Regions from separate parts of the Mus musculus genome. Here region 2 is linked to region 1. The links are chromatin loops, found by intact Hi-C in ENCODE. Cell type or tissue: gastrocnemius. All regions are shown on one strand. Each heading gives the region's core, and the rest is flanking DNA. Links, peaks and the distances in the headings are about the cores only. Region 1 overlaps Foxn3 (forkhead box N3). Region 2 has its middle 20 kb from the start of Gm26839.

Region 1 (2,905 bases), core at 314-2,813:
TGAGGATGCCTGTTCCGCAGACAATACCAACTCTGTCGCTCTCCGAGTCGGAGGGGAAACCGAGGCACGAGAAGCAGCCAGCACGTCGGGGCAGGAAACTCCTGGGCGGGCAACTTCCCGGCTCAGGACTGGGGTCCCCCCACCCCGGGTCCAGCTTGGCCCGCGCCCCGCATTGCGAGCCCCGTCCCCGTGCCGCTGCGACGGCTCTGGAATGCGGACCCCAGCCTGGGTGGTGCGGGCGGGCGCGGGCACCGACTCACCTGGCCGAGCGCGGCGCCGGGCCGCCGCTGCCTTCAGCGCAGCCGACAAAGTTTCGCTGGCGCCCAGCGGGCATCGCTCGGGGTCCCGCAGTGGACGCTCGAGCCCTGGGCGGGCGGCGGGGGGCGGCCGCGGATGCGGGCGACAGGGGTGCGGGAAGCGGCGCGGCATGGGCCCCGAGCGAGCGTCCGCGGGCGCCGCGTCCTCCCGCCGGCCCCGCCGCTCTCCACGCCCCGTCCCGCCTCCCGCTCGCCTCCGCTGCGGCGCGTCGGGGCCGGGGCGCGCCGAGCGGCGAGAAATTGTTTCCACTGCAAACAAAAAAAGGCGACACATGACCAGGCAGGAGGAGGGGAAGCGCGGGGAGGGAGGGGCGGAGAGAGCCGGAGAGACGGAAAACGTGGGCTGGGCGACCCCGAGCTGCGGCGCGGGTCCGCAGGGAGGCCCTTTGGCCAGGCTGGGTTCCCGGGCTCCCGTGCGGCACCCAGGGACCCAGGGGAGCCGGGCAGGTGGCGCGTGGCCGGCCCTCTCCCCTGCTTCAGGCCACACGGGCGGTGCTGCGCAGCTGGCAACGTGTCGCCGCAGCGCTTTTACCCCGGCCGCCTGCCTTACAAGGCTCGAAAGTAAAAATAAAAAGAATTACGACGCGAGCGAGGCTTCTGAGGGTGAAGAGAGAAGACTCCACTTCTCTCCAACTACTACTGCAGCACTCCCGAGGCGGGTCCAGTCCTCCTCCACCATGTACCTCTTGCCGGGGACGAAAAAACTGATCCCCAGCCTAGGTTGCCTTGGCTTCGGAGGGCAGGAGGATGGCCGCAACCACCAAGGGAGAGGTGAACCCCAAACGCAACGTCAGTGGGTTCTCCCCAGTAGGCTGGGCTAAGGGCCCCCATCTGGAAGGAAAACAAATCTCCGTCCTTTACCATTTTGAGCTTCATCAACTAAAACGATAATCTGCAGCCTCCCACCCCGCGCCCCCCAATGGCGCAGCCACTTCACCCAGTCTCCAGACACCTCCAGAGAATGGCCACCCACTGCTCAAGGCTCACCAGCCGGCTGCCTTTGGTGAGGATGAAAGCAGAGTCCAATAGGACACCCTGCTGGTGACATAAATAAAAATAGGATTGTGCACCACTCCCAGGTAGCTAGGCGAGCAGGTCCTACAAAGAGAAGCCCAAAGCCATCCTCCCACGCCCACCAGAAAAGTGGACAGCTATCTGTGAACTGGGCTGAAAAACCCAGCTGGACAGGAACTTTTATCATAGCCAGACAGGGAGAGAGAGAACAGTGAGAGAAATACCACGTGCTTCTGAGAAGTTTGTTTCAAAAAGAAAAAAAAAAAAAAAAAAAAAAAGAAAGAAAGAAAGAAAGAAAGAAAACTCCAAACCAATCTGAGACTCAATCCCCCACTTAACAAAACTTCAAGATTAGGTAGGTGGCAGGCAATCTTCAGCAATTCAGACTCACAGAGACTTCACTCCTTGCCAAGCAGCCAGAAGACCTGAAGAAGCCCAAGGTAGCCTGAGGTCATCCAGCGACACCTATGTTATTGAGCACATCTTGTGACTAAGCGCGGAAGGTACCCGGTGGCAGGCACATTAGATCATCTCTGGAGTCGCACACCAGTGATTCTAAGGCCCACTACTGGTAACCCAAACCAGGACAAGAGAAGATCAGCCACCTGTGGCTCAGCTAGGGCAGGTCCCCCTCCTACAACAGCGTGTCACTTGACAATCTTTAATCCTCACCAAAGGTCAAAACTGACTTTAGAGAATGTACTCTCCCTGCTCCGCCTTGAGCTGCCAGCCCGCCCAACCCCTCTCACACTTCCTAGGCATCTCTCTACTTAAAGTAGGCCCAGCACATTATTTCCTCCCCAGTCCTTCTTCCTAGGTTCTCAAAGCAGGTTGATTAGGCCTGAACTATGTATGTCATTCTTAAAACTCCCTTCCTGGTCTACAGAGTGAGTTCCAGGACAGCCAGGACTATGCAGAGAAACCCTGTCTCGGAAACAACAACAACAAAAACTCGCCTCCTAGGGTGTGAGCTGGCCATGCCAAATAAACAAAAACTGAACACACAGGACAAGTTTAGGCTCTAAGAAGCCATCGAGAGAGGAAGGAGCACAGTGAGTGGGGAAGCTGCCTTTAATGGGCTGGTCTTATCTTTCCTTTCCCTCTGAGGGCATTCGCAAGCTGAATGAGTAGCTTGTCTGGAGAAGCCTATGAGAAACATCTGGAAAGCCAACCCTAAGTCCCAATACCCTTAGGTGGGGGTCCTAGCTGTACACATCAAAGGAGCCCCCCACCCGGGGGCTGATTGTGCTGACAACCTCTACCTCAGGCAGGAGACGGAAAAGGGGCAGCAAACAGATTTATTGAGTATGACTTGATTTCTTATTTTTCCCTTTTCCGTTCGAGATATGCTAAGAGATGTCAGGCAGGTGTTGTCCCAAAGAGAGAAAGGAAGGCTGATAAGGAAGGTGCAAGGTCCACAGGTCTGCCTGCCTGGTGATCTAAAATGGACCCCAGCAGACCTTTGCTGTAAGCCAGAGTGAGCTTGGTGTGCCCTCCTCCAACAGTGATTCAACAGATCCCTGGCTCTGGGACAGGCAGCCTTGACATTAGCATCCAGGGGCCAAATTCCTGTA
Region 2 (2,905 bases), core at 221-2,720, 150 kb after region 1:
CATCATTCTTTTAATGATTACCCAGAGTTTAAAATATGCATCCTTAACTTAGCAATGGTTAATACAAACTAGCCCTTCACCACGAGGAACTCGGGACAACTTTCACTTTATTAGCTTCTTTGCTTACACTCTTCCTTGGCCATTTGTCTACTCCCTGTCTATGTTAAGCTCCGTGGGGCTCAATTACCATTATTTATCTAGTCAATATTTACTTACATTGAACGAATTGTTGTTTCTGTGGGTCTTCCCTGCTTCCTGCAGATCCGAGCACTCATCGGGAACAACATTCCTTCTATCCTACAGGTACCCTTGAAGGAGTTGTCTTTAGTGCAAGTTAGCCCGGCCACCCTTTAAAACCACTGGTTTTTCAATCTTGAAGAGTCTTAGATGCTGAACCTGACAAACAGTTGTTTTCCTTCAGCAATGACACACAAAAAGTTCCACTTCCACCTGATCCTTATTGTTTCCATTAAGACACTCTGCTGTCAGTCTCATGGTGGCTCCATTAAGGCAAATAGTTGCTGGTCCTAACTCTAACTACTGTTTGTTTTCAGAATTGTACAATGCTAGAGTATGTGTGCACGAGCACATATATATGTATATATGTATGTACACTGTTCCATATCTTAGGGCTTCCCCAACATTCTCTGGGCCTGTGAGATGGCTCAGCAGGTCAAGTTGCACATTGCCAAGCCTGACAACTTTAGTTCAATCCCAAGGGCCCACATGGTTTAAGGAGAAAGCCAAATCTCATAAAGTGCCCTCTGACCTTCACACACAGTCACAGCATGTGCCCCTCCCTACGCACACATACACCCACAGTAAATAAATAAGGGTTACAGAAACTTGAAGCTGGGCATGGGGGCACGTGCATTTAATCCTGGCATTCGGGAGGCAGAAACAGGTGGACCTCTGTGAATTCAGTCCAGCTTGTTGTACATAGAGAATTCTAGGCCAGCCAGGGCTACGGTGGGAGAGCTTGCTTCAAAACAAAACAAAACAAAACAAAATAGAACAGAAACAACAAAACCTGAAACACTGCCCCCCACAAACACCTCTTCTGTCTCATTTTCTCTCTCTTGATGAATATACAGTTACATATCTGTGGGGTATTCCTACCACATTTTATGTCTTCATGATCTTGTTTATTGTCTGTGCTGCCACCTCCCGGTGTCACTGTTCTTGTTGCTATCTCATTATTACTTTGGCACTGAGGACAGACTCCAGGGCCCCACAGAAGTACACTCCAGCCTTGGGCTTTATTTCCTTCTGCTCCATCTTCTAAGTCACCAATTCTCTCTTCACTGGCATCCCCTTTATTGAATCCATCCATTTCGCCTCCGAAAACACTTCCTTGGAGTACAAGAAGCCATTTACACGCCATTAAAGTCACCAACTACAAGGATTCATTTAATGGTTTTCATGAATCCAATCATACCATCATAGCCTTCTCTGAATCCAATCTTAGGTCGTTTCTATCACCCCAGAAAGCATGCTCTCCTGGGATTTAACCGCAGCAAGTATTCCAAAAGGTCAATTGTTTGTCTTACATTTTAGCCCTCTGGATATATGAATTATGGATATTGGTTAACAAAGTCACACTAGTAACAGGAAACAGGCCCAGAGGCTCAGCTTCCCTTCTGTGGGTTTTCACCTTCAACCTTGTTCCTCAATGCCTTGATGGATCTCCAGGACTCCGGTTTTGTTTTGTTTCTTCTTTTTGATTGTAAGCAACTTTTCTCTGCAGAAGAGGAGACCTGAACAAACTACATCTGCTAATGTTAGACACACTGACAGCCCACGCGAGCGAGCGAGCGAGCTAGCTAGGTGAGCAAAACTTATCATGCAAATGAGGACGCTGATGGGAGATAAAAATAGACATCAGTGGGGACCTCACTGCGTCTGCGGGCACAGACCAGAAGCACCACAAACAAAGCAGAATGTTTGGTCAACCTAACCACAACAAAGGACGCCCTCTGCTAAAAATACACACTTAAAGACCACGGTGCCCATAGGAAAATTATTAGTTCTTGACTCTTTCCTTTGTGCTATTTGATGCTAAAGAGAGAAAGGAACAAATGCTCACTGGGGCAGGGACACTCAGTACCTCACGGCATCAGCAAGATGGAACTCACTATGATGTCAGTCTGTCAGGTCCTGTATGTCATTGATGCCCTGAGATTTAGTAAATAAGACAGATTTTGTGTGTGTGTGTGTATACTAATACATGTCTGGGAAGTTTTGGAGTGGAGAAAAAAACCTGACAAGCTCTATATGACAAGCCGTATGCCTCCTTCTCTTCCTCTAGTTTATTTTAAAATGCTATACTCTGCTCTTTTGTACAAAATTCTATCCCCTATTTTATAAAAGAAAAAGCCACAGTAGTGAAGGGCCTGGTGTAGTAGCCTTTGAGAAGGCTAGCCCTGCCTGTTGGATCATCCTTACAGTGACTCTTCTTGGTCAGACAGGAACAGAGTCTAAGGAGAAGCAGTATTCTCAAGCAGACCAGTGGTGTGGTTGCTGCCTAATTATAGCCTCACCACATCTTGCATTTGCAAGATGTCTGTCCTTTCCTGGAATTTTAATGATGCTATTCAGGATATCACTTCCTATTCTTAATTTGCCTGTTTTAGAGAACTTGATTCCAAACAATGTTTTGGATACAAACAGTCCGACATTTTTCCAAAACACAGGCTTTATTGGCATATAAAGCGATTTGCCACATGCACAGTGTTTACATCCTAGCAGGTGGATAATAGATCAGAGTTACAGCAATGTCAGGGGACTTTCCCATCCATAGTACATGGCATGGGAGAAAGAAAACCACTCAGCGAAAAGAAAACAGAATATGATTCCAACAATTTAACTTCCGTCCATATGTCACTGTCGTTTTCTAAGCAACAGA

The links. Peaks named below come from ENCODE experiments on the same cell type or tissue, not always from the same donor. Only the 100,000 strongest peaks of a DNase experiment are listed, where the experiment ranks them.
Region 2: it touches region 1 in a loop (2.1-fold over the local background); 5 of 42 quality-filtered maps call a loop at or near these places.

What each region holds. Positions count from the first base shown.
Region 1 is chr12:99,392,492-99,395,396 of GRCm38, forward strand. All of the region lies in intron 1 of Foxn3 (forkhead box N3), which reads right to left. It overlaps Gm51999, which reads left to right. Exons shown (of 1, transcript XM_030247043.1): 1 at 1-1,153. The coding sequence ends at 1,138. Among named protein-coding and RNA genes, the nearest start is that of Gm51999, 1.8 kb to the left of the region's middle. In gastrocnemius, for the core only: a CTCF peak has its summit at 1,348; DNase peaks (open chromatin) are centred at 647 and 1,163; H3K4me3 peaks cover 1,245 bases; H3K27ac peaks cover 2,500 bases.
Region 2 is chr12:99,542,826-99,545,730 of GRCm38, forward strand. It overlaps a transcript of Foxn3 not described here. Among named protein-coding and RNA genes, the nearest start is that of Gm26839, 20 kb to the right of the region's middle. In gastrocnemius, for the core only: a CTCF peak has its summit at 1,178 (motif pointing left); no DNase peak of the experiment used is centred there; H3K27ac peaks cover 1,506 bases.